3 separate regions of the Homo sapiens genome follow, and regions 1 and 2 are each linked to region 3. Evidence: chromatin contacts called from ENCODE Hi-C or POLR2A ChIA-PET data. All regions are on one chromosome and are shown on one strand. The core of a region is the stretch at or near the end of the contact, and the rest is flanking DNA. Distances in the headings are between cores, read along the strand shown.

What was found. A loop is a pair of places that touch in the nucleus more often than their neighbours do. ChIA-PET counts read pairs that join two places held with the same protein, here RNA polymerase II (POLR2A). Pooled maps may share reads with other maps.
Region 1: a map of gastrocnemius medialis shows a loop between it and region 3 (3-fold over the local background). The contact joins the promoter of FANCF here to the promoter of ANO5 in region 3. A Hi-C loop is called at or near these places in 1 of 168 maps with a recorded cell type or tissue (gastrocnemius medialis), 11 of 37 single-sample maps with no recorded cell type and 10 of 50 pooled maps. POLR2A ChIA-PET finds 5 or more read pairs at or near these places in 3 of 52 experiments (WTC11 and activated B cell).
Region 2: a map with no recorded cell type shows a loop between it and region 3 (5-fold over the local background). The contact joins the promoter of GAS2 here to the promoter of ANO5 in region 3. A Hi-C loop is called at or near these places in 1 of 168 maps with a recorded cell type or tissue (heart right ventricle), 16 of 37 single-sample maps with no recorded cell type and 8 of 50 pooled maps.

What each region holds. Positions count from the first base shown.
Region 1 is chr11:22,623,831-22,627,577 of GRCh38, reverse strand. FANCF (FA complementation group F) reads left to right here and starts at 1,755. Exons shown (of 1, transcript NM_022725.4): 1 at 1,755-3,747. The coding sequence starts at 1,768. The coding sequence ends at 2,892. It also overlaps a transcript of GAS2 not described here. RefSeq lists enhancers at 1,776-1,965, 1,292-2,191, 2,056-2,265, 2,646-2,695, 2,706-2,865.
Region 2 is chr11:22,663,581-22,667,927 of GRCh38, reverse strand. It overlaps GAS2 (growth arrest specific 2), which reads right to left and starts at 1,317. Exons shown (of 8, transcript NM_001143830.3): 1 at 1,029-1,317. RefSeq lists a silencer at 1,078-1,237.
Region 3 is chr11:22,191,835-22,195,836 of GRCh38, reverse strand. ANO5 (anoctamin 5) reads right to left here and starts at 2,752. Exons shown (of 22, transcript NM_213599.3): 1 at 2,305-2,752. The coding sequence starts at 2,344. RefSeq lists enhancers at 1,935-2,124, 2,375-2,464, 3,115-3,184, 3,215-3,274, 3,505-3,594 and a silencer at 2,885-2,934.

The sequences.
Region 1 (3,747 bases), core at 506-3,005, 430 kb before region 3:
AGGCTGGTCTGGAACTCCTGACCCCAGGTAATCCACCCGCCTGGCCTCAGCCCCACAAAGTGCTGGGATTACAGGCATAAGCCACTGCCTCCGGCCTGAAAAGTCAGTAATTAAAGAGACCTTCCTATCCCCTAAGACTTGGTGACCCCACTCAATTTCATCCTACTATCACATTTGAGGTTATTCATTTAATGTCTCTCTTAAATGGTACAAGATGAACTTCTCCACTCATGCTAGGACTGCATTTATTTTACTACTAAATCTGTAGCACCTCATACTATGTATCATAATAGGTGTTAAATATAAGAATAAATAAATGAATTAGTGATGCCTGTACATTTGCTAAAGGCAGGCTGCACACTTGGTTCTAAGTTTGTAGTAGCCAAGAAAAAGAATTTTAAGATTCATAGTATCCTTAGGATAAAATAAAATAACGATTTCAGGACCAAGTAAGAGTTTGAGATAACTAATAAAAATCAAATAATAGCCGGGCGCGGTGGCACACGCCTCTAATCCCAGCACTTTGGGAGGCCGAGGCGGGAGGATCACTTGAGGTCAGAAGTTCGAGACCAGCCTGACCAATAAGGTGAAATCCCATCTCTACTAAAAATACAAAAATTGGCCGCGCCTGGGCGACAGAATGAGACTCCGTTTCAAAATAAATAAATAAATGCATAAATCTGAATTAACAGCATGCACATCACTGCTTTACTTTCTAAAAGGTGTAGGAATGCTTATTTTAATAAATGAAAAATGACTCTTCCCCTCTTTTAAATTTGTTTCTCTTCCCCTTTTTGTTAAAGTACAAAACAAAACACCTTCCCCCACTTTTCGAATAGTTTTGGCTGTGTCTTTAGGACTGGAAGGAAATTCAGCTCAAATGAATTACTATATTATGAACTTAAGTAAGAATTGTTGTGCATTTTGTACAGAATGCAACTCCTAGGAGTTGACAAATGTTTGTTAAGTGCATCAGTGAGCGACATAGGACCTTCTCCTCCCTACTCTCTTGTCACGGTTTTTATTTAATCAAACATTTATTATTGTTCGATGCTCTTAAATGCCATTTCCTTCAGCTGATTATTTGTATGACAGAAGAGTCAATTAAGCTATTTTGTCCTAAAAATTACGAAAACGAAATGTACAATTGTGAAGTAAAATTTTGTTCCTTTGCAAATTTTAATAAATTATTGAAGTTTATTTTTTGTTTCAAATAATCTGGGCTTCAGTTCTAATAATGGAAGGACAATGTGAAGGCCCAGAATTCAGCATAGCGCCTGGCATTAATAGGAGGTCAGTACATTTTTAGTACATGTTTCTCAAATAGATCTTAAAATTTCATTTAAGAGCGTTTCCTCACGTCACAGTATGTCTCTGGCGTTACTTAATTTTGAAAAACCTCAACACAGATTCTAGTTTTAGGCAAAGCTCAGAAAATTTCTACTTAAGGATATTTCCAAAGCGAAAGGAAGCGCGGAGACGTTCATGACTGGCATCATCTCGCACGTGGTTCCGGAAATTCTCGGTAGGATGCCCTACATCTGCTCTCCCTCCACTAAGAAGAACCTCTTTGTGTGGCGAAAGTAAAAGTATTAGGGCTTTTAAGTTGCCCAGAGTCAAGGAACACGGATAAAGACGCTGGGAGATTGACATGCATTTCGACCAATAGCATTGCAGAGAGGCGTATCATTTCGCGGATGTTCCAATCAGTACGCAGAGAGTCGCCGTCTCCAAGGTGAAAGCGGAAGTAGGGCCTTCGCGCACCTCATGGAATCCCTTCTGCAGCACCTGGATCGCTTTTCCGAGCTTCTGGCGGTCTCAAGCACTACCTACGTCAGCACCTGGGACCCCGCCACCGTGCGCCGGGCCTTGCAGTGGGCGCGCTACCTGCGCCACATCCATCGGCGCTTTGGTCGGCATGGCCCCATTCGCACGGCTCTGGAGCGGCGGCTGCACAACCAGTGGAGGCAAGAGGGCGGCTTTGGGCGGGGTCCAGTTCCGGGATTAGCGAACTTCCAGGCCCTCGGTCACTGTGACGTCCTGCTCTCTCTGCGCCTGCTGGAGAACCGGGCCCTCGGGGATGCAGCTCGTTACCACCTGGTGCAGCAACTCTTTCCCGGCCCGGGCGTCCGGGACGCCGATGAGGAGACACTCCAAGAGAGCCTGGCCCGCCTTGCCCGCCGGCGGTCTGCGGTGCACATGCTGCGCTTCAATGGCTATAGAGAGAACCCAAATCTCCAGGAGGACTCTCTGATGAAGACCCAGGCGGAGCTGCTGCTGGAGCGTCTGCAGGAGGTGGGGAAGGCCGAAGCGGAGCGTCCCGCCAGGTTTCTCAGCAGCCTGTGGGAGCGCTTGCCTCAGAACAACTTCCTGAAGGTGATAGCGGTGGCGCTGTTGCAGCCGCCTTTGTCTCGTCGGCCCCAAGAAGAGTTGGAACCCGGCATCCACAAATCACCTGGAGAGGGGAGCCAAGTGCTAGTCCACTGGCTTCTGGGGAATTCGGAAGTCTTTGCTGCCTTTTGTCGCGCCCTCCCAGCCGGGCTTTTGACTTTAGTGACTAGCCGCCACCCAGCGCTGTCTCCTGTCTATCTGGGTCTGCTAACAGACTGGGGTCAACGTTTGCACTATGACCTTCAGAAAGGCATTTGGGTTGGAACTGAGTCCCAAGATGTGCCCTGGGAGGAGTTGCACAATAGGTTTCAAAGCCTCTGTCAGGCCCCTCCACCTCTGAAAGATAAAGTTCTAACTGCCCTGGAGACCTGTAAAGCGCAGGATGGAGATTTTGAAGTACCTGGTCTTAGCATCTGGACAGACCTCTTATTAGCTCTTCGTAGTGGTGCATTTAGGAAAAGACAAGTTTTGGGTCTCAGCGCAGGCCTCAGTTCTGTATAGGCAATGCTGTGTTATTACTTGAATATAGAATATATAGTTTACAAAATGAAAATTACAATGTTCTCACCAAATATATGCCTTCGTGTGTCCAAAGTATAATTATTTTAGATGCTAATTTTGAATAGTTTATTAAACAGTTATAAATATGCAAAGTAGCTGGCATGTAGTGTCACGGATTTTCTGGATAGAGGAAGTGATTGGAAGTACTCCACTTAAAGCCATGGAATTAGCAATAGTTTGCTTTTTAATAGAAGGCCCATTTGTAAGAATGTTGAAAATATGTGTACCGTTTAAAGAAAAAGCAGCTTTAAAGTGACAAACAAAATACCCTTTTTCTTTTAGTATGGTTTATTTTTCTAGGTTTTCTGTCCCTCCCTCAGTAGTGAAGAGTTTTCTTTATTCCTGGCAGTGTCAGGAATATTGGTTTGAAAAGCTGTTGGCCTATCTGGAGTTTGGCCTTGTTAACCTAGTATTCTAACCAGTTAACCAGCCTTAGTATGCATTAAAATTGTATTGTTCAGAAAGTTTGTTTCTCATTTTCTGCAAATTCTTACTTTGAAAATGAATCACCACATAGTATGTCCCTTTAAAGCATTGACGCACAGACAAATGTTTAAAGCACAGTAAATACGAATATATGCCTTTGGATATTAAATTAATGCTTGATGATAAAAGAATCAAACTTTTTTTTTTTTGAGATGGAGTCTCGCTCTGTCACCCAGACTGGAGTGCAGTGGTGTGATCACTGCTCAGTGCAACCTCTGCCTCCCAGGATCAAGCAATTCTGACTCAGCCTCCCAAGTAGCTGGGATTACAGGCGCAGGCCACCATGCCCGGCTAATTTTTTGTATTTTT
Region 2 (4,347 bases), core at 68-2,567, 470 kb before region 3:
GAGATAATTTTATAAGAATAAAGTTTTGCAAACTCTTCACTGTAAGAAGATCACGGAGGTGAGAGGATGAAGATGAAGAAGATGGAGAGGGTAAAGACTGTGATTTCAAAAAGGTTAACTGGGAAAAGAATTAACAACCCTCCCCCAACCTCAATTGTTTTTAGAATGTAGAAACAGAATCTGTTAACCCTCGCTTTTGCTCCCTCTTCATTCAAGACAATGGAAACTTCTTCGGATACCTGGGCTAAGTTAATGGTAATTTACCATACTGAGTTGACAGAATTTAATTTTGCCAGTATAAATAATGTCTCCAAAGCAAAATTGCCTCCTTTGTTCCCCAAACAATTTCAGATTCCAGTCTCAACTTTGGACTGAACAAAAAGAACGATACCACGCAAAATCTCCCCAAAGTGTGTTGATATATATCGGCTAGCGTTTGTTTATTCACATAAAACTCAATTTCATCAAACTCATCAGACACAGTGAGTATCACCCCAGATCACACATGTGGCGCTCTTTCCTCCCATCCTGGCCTCAACGACTCAAGTAAAACATTCAGGATCAGCCCTTTAAGACCATTCTGGCTCTATCCCACCCCACCATAACAGACAATGCTGAGCATGCATTACAGATACTCTTGTGCACGAATGCATATGTGTGCATTTATAATCGATGTGTTCATTAAAAATCCTCACTCTGTCCCTGGTTGGCAGAGCCACCCCAGCGGGCTTACGTGCTGCGGTTGTCCGGGGTGTTCCGCAATAGGGATAAGGAACACATGGTTGTTTCCAGAGAATCAGAAAGTCACCCCCTGCAGTGAATACCCACTCTTAGAGAAAGAGCCTGTCCAACTGTCCGCGGCTCTTCACTCTTCCCCGCCTCGTTCCTGAGGTTATTTTTTAATGACCTCTCCCCTCCCCCGCCGCCCCGGGTGCAGTAGACAGGCAGGGGCTCCCGTGAGCCCCGGCTGCGGTGCGCGCACGCTGCGGCGGCGTTGGCGCAGAACTGGGCCAGCCAGTCGTGCTCACCCCCGCGTCCCGAGCTGGGCTGCTGGCGGCTCTCAGAGGCGCTTGGGCTCCGGGCTGGGCTCCTGCAGCTTCTCGGGGCCGGCCCCCTCCAGGCACAGGTCCTGCAGCAGCCGCTCCCCGCACCCCACCAGCCTGGCGGCAGCGGCAGCAGCTACAGCCGCACTACCCCTCTTCATACTTCTCTGATGGCTCCTTTTAGTGCTGTTTGGGAAAACGATTTTTTCTCCCTGCCAGAAACAGATTTCCTACATTTCATCAGTCCTCATAGACCGAGCGGAAGTAAAATGCTTACTTTTTTTGGTGGACGCAAATGCAGTTGACACTGATTTACCCTTCAAACGGGGAGAGATTGTATTACAAGCCCTTGGCAGCAATTCCGAGGTTGGGGCCAAGCTCCAGCCCCCTCCTTGTCCCCCAGACACTAACCTAAGAGAGAAAAGGTGGGGGCTGGGGAGGGGATCATATTTAACTCTAGAGGTTTAACAGAGTCAATAGCTTTAGCACAATATTAAAATTGGGTGTTGGAAAAGTTTTTGCTTTCCTGGCCAGTGATTTTGCAGACGGAGGCACGAGCTTTCCAGTAACTTCGGCCACTCTTCATTCCAAATTGAACATTTTGATGTCTTACAATTCTCTTTAAATATCAGATTTTTAGAAGAGGCTGTACTCACGGCTGTTTTTGCTTTACCAAAGGAAATACAATTCCACCCTTCCTTCTTTCAGCCTCAGCTCAGCATTATGTTGAATGTCAGAGACAATTGTCTCCAACTGTTGTTTATTAGTACGTGTATTCTGAGATGAAACGTCTTCCATGAAGTGGACAGATGTTCAAGTGTCTGATTCACCTCTAATGCGCGGGGACCGCTTGCTGAGTGTGCTGATCCCCACAGGTTACCACCTCCCATGGAGCATAAATAAAATGTATTACACTTTTTATTTTGTTTTGTTCTCATGTTCATCAGTTTCATGTATATTGCCATCCAATGTTTACAATGGCAGTGGTACAGGTATTGTGATCCTTGCTTGGATACCATTTTTATAATGATGAGTTACCTAGCCCCACTCCCAAATAGAAACTACCTGTACATCCACAAGCTAAATGATGTGGATGATTTTAGATATAATTTAAAAAATATTCACATTTCACCTTTATTATTGCCATTATCTGGCAGAAACTGCATCAGTTATTTGCTTCTAGTGGCAATACATTTAATAAAGAAGAAGAGAAAACCGATTGAAAAGTTTGGAGTCCTTGAACTCCGAACTTTTTATTTTAGTTCAATTTGCTTTTGCAGCTATCAGGTCCACATTTCCTCCTTAGCTTTCTAAAAGAAGGGAAAAATAGTTATTCTTAATTTTAAGGAGAAACAGCATTTTTAAAAGGTCAACATAACAGCTTGGATAAACATAAATAACAACAAAACATACAGAACTCATTACTGATGAGTTTTAGTAAACGAATCTGAATGATAAAATTTCTTAAAATGTGATCAGATCTGAGTATTCCTAGAGCCCCAACAAAGAATTTTGAGTGTCTGAACACATACAATTTAGTAAAAAATCAAATGTTCTTGATAATTTTTCCTGATCAAAACATCATCAGCCAATAAATGCTAATTTAAGAATTATCCAAATATGTAATGAGTTCAAAAAATTTAGCACCTTGAACTTTCAAAATCTTACATCCTATTTCTCCCCAGATATGAATATTCTTGTCACATTGTTCATTATTGGTGTTATAAAAAGCTAAGAGTAAGGCAATGTTTTTGTTGATTCAGGAACAATGCTAAATACAGTTTGGGGAAAAAAAGGAGGCTTACAGAGGAATTGGGAAAGCATAATCATTCAAAATTACTCCCTCTCCATGCTCATTTCTTCCAGGTATTTTTTTTTTTGTCTTAAATTTTGCATTATGTCAGATCCTCTGTCTCTCAGAAAGAGCGAAAAGAAAAATACGAGAAGAAATAAATAATGTGTTTTTTCTTTCATTAACATCTAAGAGTTGTACTGAATATTTTTTTTGGTGACAAAAGAGAAGTAATACAAAAGATTTCTGAAGAGACACGGATACAGTGTTTTTATTTTAATTTTTTTAGCATATGTAAAAATTCCCATTTGATTTTTATCTTGTTTTTCAAAATCAATATTTCTATTTATATATTCTGATCACTCACTGATATATTTGTCAAAGATAATCTTTTGTCTAAGTATTTTCTTAGTTTAGTGTGGACTCAACCCAAACTGTTCACCTTAGGAAAATGTAGTCCAACTGAAGCAACTATAGCTTCTCTAATGTGAATGCAAAGGAAGCAAATACTTCAATAAGATGAAAAATGTTTAAATACATCCTTGAAACTTAACACCATTAAAAAGAAGTCAAGCCAGATTTAAACAGTTTAGTTTTTATTTTCAAGTGATCACAGTTAGAGGACTTTAACACGGGAAATTTCTGCATTACTATGTGTGTCCCACATTCTAAACTTTCAACATTGTCTCAAACATGAATTTTCTCATTTCTCTAATAAATACTTTTTTGAGTTTAAAAATGATCAATAAAACACGTTATTTTTCCCTCCTATGTAGATAACTCTCCTTTTCTCTCTTAGTCCTTCTCCCAAATGAAAATAATATATGTAGTACTCACTCTGAAAAGTGAAGCAAACCTTCAATAAATGATTGAGGTTAGAGGACACTTTGAGAAAAAATTAAATAACACGGAAACAGCCACTGGGTTAAATTTGGTAAAATAAATTTCCAGAAGTGACCAAGAAAGACTTATATTCCTAAACAGCTTCAAAGGAGCAGTTAAAAATGACAAAAGACAGCTTGGGAAGCAAGTGAGAATAATGATACAGAAAGCAGTATGAAGACATGCAATGGTATTAAAAAATACATGAAGACATATATTTAATAATAACTTAAATCATTTACTTACATTTTGTTGACATACTTCCTCAGTGAGGTCAAATATGTTTATTTTTCCCAACCTAGCATCTTAGTCTATAATATAAGGCCTTCAATTGACATATTTTGAATTATAGTTTTTTAATGTCATAAGGCAAAGAGAATAAATTTTATAAATCCTAGCATAGTCATTACAAATAGTGTTACGAATAAAAACAGACTGTTTCTGAAATTTTAAACGATAAATGCTATTACTTTTCACCACCATTCATATATAAAACTACAAGGATAAATCAAAGAAATTTCATATGTAAAGTTCAAGGTTTACTCTCCATCTAATATGCAATTTAAAAAATCTATTACTTTACTCTCAGTGGAGAACTTTAAACTTTTTAAGTACAACACAACAGTAGCA
Region 3 (4,002 bases), core at 1,503-4,002:
CATCAATATCTATTTCTCTCACCTCCACCCTAATCAGAGGCACAATTTGGATCACATGTAAGCATAAATAGATTACAAAGGCCCTTTTTTAAAATGGGGGAGTGTGACTGGGCATTGTGGCTCACATCTGTAATCCCAGCAATTTGAGGGGCCAAGTCAGGTGGATCAGCTGAGCTGTGGAGTTCAAGACCAACTTGGGCAACAGGGTGAAACCCCATCTTCATAAAAAAAATAATAATTAGCTGGGGAGGTCGTGGTGCAGCACCCATAGTCCAAGACACTCCAGAGGCTGAGGTGGCAGGATCGCTTGAGCCTGGGAGTCAGAGGTTTCAGTAAGCAGAGATGATGCCCCTGCATTACAGCCTGGGCAATAGAGCCAGACCCTGTCTCAAAAAATAAAAAAAAAAAAAAAATAAGGGGGGTATGCTTCAACTGACACCATTAAGAACATAGAATGATAACACTCAGAATGGGAGGAAATATTTGTAAATCATATATCTAATAAGGGACTTGTATTCAGAATATATAAAGAATTCTTGCAACTCAATAATGAAAAATACAACTAAATTTTTGTAAACAGGCAAATGATCTGAATAGACACTTCTCCAAAAACGTGAATAACTAATAAGTATATGAAAATACTTGCTACATTAGTCAGTAGAATCAAATCACAATAGAATCAAAATCACACTGAGATACCACTTTACAACCACTAGGATGGCTATAATAAAAAAGACAATAACAAGTGTTAGTGAGTATGTACAGAAATTGGAACCCTCATACATTATTGATGGGAAGGTAACATGCAGATGCCTGGAAAACAGTTTGGCAGTTTCTTAAAATGTTCAATATAAAGCTACCACATAATCCAGCAATTCCACTCCTAGATATATACCCGAGGAAAATAAAAGCATATGTTCATATGAAAACTGATACATCAATGTTCATAGCAGCATTATTCATAGAAGCAAAAGAAAGTGGAAATAACACAAATCCTACCATCGATGAATGGATAGGTATGCTATATCTCTACAACGGAATAGTATTTGGCAATTAATAAGAATGATGCACTGATAAAAGCTGCAGTATGGATTAACTTCAAAAACGTTAATCTACGAGAAAGAAGCCAGTTACAACAGACCACATGTTGTATGATTCTATTTATTCGAATGGTCTTGAATAGGCAAATCTATAGAGACAATAAAGAGATTACTGGTAGGAAGTGGGGAGGATGGGAAGTGACTGCCTAAGAGGTTTCTATTTGGGGTGATGAAAGTGTTCTAAAATTAGATTATGATGATAGTTACAAAACTCTGTAAATACACTAAAAAAAATCCAACTTTACACGTCAAATAGGTGAATTTTACAGTATATAGATTATATCTCAATAAAGCTGCTTAAAAAAGGGAACGAGGAGGATGCAGTAACACACGGTATTTCCCGGTGCCTTTGAAGACTGAATAGTAATGATCAGATCTTTTGTCACTTTGGAAAACTGTTTCTGTGTTTAAATCCAACACTAAACAAGACATGAAAATAAAATATCATTGAAGGAACTGGGGTCCTGGAGATAGCAGCAAAATAGTATGTGCATTTTAAGGAAAATACATGTATTAAAATAGGTCCACGGAATACAGGTGGTGTAAAGGCTTTGGCAAACAATGGATAAATATTTCTCAACGGAACTAAAGGGCTTAATGAAAGCTGTTGAAAAGCAACAGCAGCAGCAGCAGCAGCAGCTTTTCCAAGTGCCTATGGCTCTCAGTATCTCAAACTGATAGATTTTAGGATCTGCTACTCCTACAATTAACAAGCATCTCAAAGCATGATAAGTAACGGGCAGAGAGAGTGAGGTAATAAGACTCAAGGACCAGCTCCTTACACGTGGGATAGCTGTCTTGCACTCTATACTGCTGCTTTTTTTGGGAAAGCCTTCGTTTCCATTGGCTGGGTTCGGAGACCCAAGCACTGCAGCGCTAGCCTAGCAGCCCTGAATTACTCGGCGGTTCCCAGGCCTGCAGGGGAGCAAGGAGGGTGTTCCGGAACCATAGGGGTCACAGGTCGCAGGTCCCTGGCGCGCAGGAGCAGCAGAGAAATCTGTGGGGCGCCGAAACCAACCCCACTCACCCCAGGCGGGGGACTCTGCCCCGCAGTCCCGGTTTCGCGCTGAGCACGCCACGCAGCGAACCTCCCTAGGACTCAGGCCGCAGGGCCGCCAACGTCCCCCGGGGCCTCTGCGCCGCGGGTGGAGGGGTGCAGGCAGCCAGCCTGGCTCTCCCTTGACGCCTCTTGGCGCGGTCCTACCTTCCTCCGCCAACACTTCCAGGAGATCCGGGTCGCCCATCTTCGCCAGCTCGTTAATGGCACTGGTGCCTGAGAGGCAGCAGGAGAGGGGCAGCTGAGACAGACGTGGAGATCTGAGGCAGGTGCTGAATCTGACTGTGGGCCGCCGGAGTTGCTGCTGCTGGACTTCTAAGGGCCTGCTCTTCCTTCTGCAGGCCTCCTTCTCCTCCTCCTCGGACTCCACCGTCTCTGGGCGCCACAGCCAGCCGGCCTTCCTCTCCGGCGGGTACTTCCACTCGACCCGGTCCCCCACAACCTGCTTCGCGCGCTTGGCCCTGCGCTTCCCCACCCTCAGCCGGTAGCGCTCCTGGGCGCTCTCCCAGTACTTCTCCAGGCACCTGTCCCTGTGCCTGCTCGGCAGCTGATCCCGCAGCCGCCACTCCTCCCGGTGCTCGCCAGGATCCTTTCCACTCCTGCCCTCTGGCAGCTTTCCTTTCCCCTTCGCTGCGTCCCTGTTTCCACGCCTCTTTCCCCGCCTCCAGACCGCAAGACCGGCCGGCGCCCCACCCTCGGAGACCGCCATCTCCCCGCCCCCCGGCCCGGCTGGCTCCACGCTGGCCCCCTCCTCTCCGCTCAAGCCGTCCCCAGGTCCCTGCTCTGCCGCCTCCCGCACCTCCTCCGGACATGCAGCCTCCCGTCCCTCCTCGGGACCCGCCGCCCCCCGGCCCTGTTGGCCGGCCTGCTCCATTCTGTACAGGCTTCGCACGTCCTTTTCCACTGGGTCCACCCACGACCAGGAATCCTGGTTCCCCAGGGCTGCCGCTTCCCTCCTGTCGGAATCCTCCTCCTCCGATCCCCAAAGGGGGTCCCGATGCTCCCTCAGCCGGTTGGCCGGGTCTTCATCGATCCGCTCATGCGTGCCACTCGGAGAGAACCCCTCTCCCAGTTGGGAGTTACTTTTGGTCTCGTGGGGAAAAGTCCCTCTCCCTTAAAGGAACCCCTCCCTTTTAAGGCCGGCTCATGGCCCGAGACTCCAAGGTGCCAGCAGCCCCTTCCCCATAGCGTCTGGAGCGGGAGTATTGACTTTTCTCCTGGCCCTGCCTGCTTCCTGGGTTCCCAGCAGGATCTCTGCCCTCTACAGGTGGGGGAAGGTCATCCCTTGTGGCCTGAGTTCCAAGTCAGCCTCTGCCCCTTAAGAGTTGGATAGTGTGGGGCAAGTTTCTCTAAGTTTCAGTTTCCACATATTTAAAGGAGAATGATAATAGTACCCACCTCCTAGGCTGTTGAGAGAAGCACGGTGCACAGTCCTTGCCACAGAATGTGTTAAACATTTAGCTGCTATTAAGATTAACCCATATTATAGTCCAGCTGGGATGACGCCTGTCATCATCTCAGCTGGACGATATCGCTTGAAAGCTCAGGAGTTCAAGACTAGCCTGGGCAACATAGGGATACCCCTGTCTCTACAAAAAATTGGAAAATAGCCAGTCATGGTGGCAGGCACCTGTGGTCCCAGCTACTCGGGAGGCTGAGGTGGGAAGATCGCTTGAGCCCAGAAGATTGAGACTACATAGAGCCACAATCATCCCGCTGCACTCCAGCCTAAGTGATGGAGAGCAAGACCCTGTCTCAAAAGAAAGTAAAGAAAAGAAAAAAAGAAGAGGGAGGAAGGAAGAAGAGAAAAAAAAAAGAAAAGAAAATTAACTCATATTACATTGA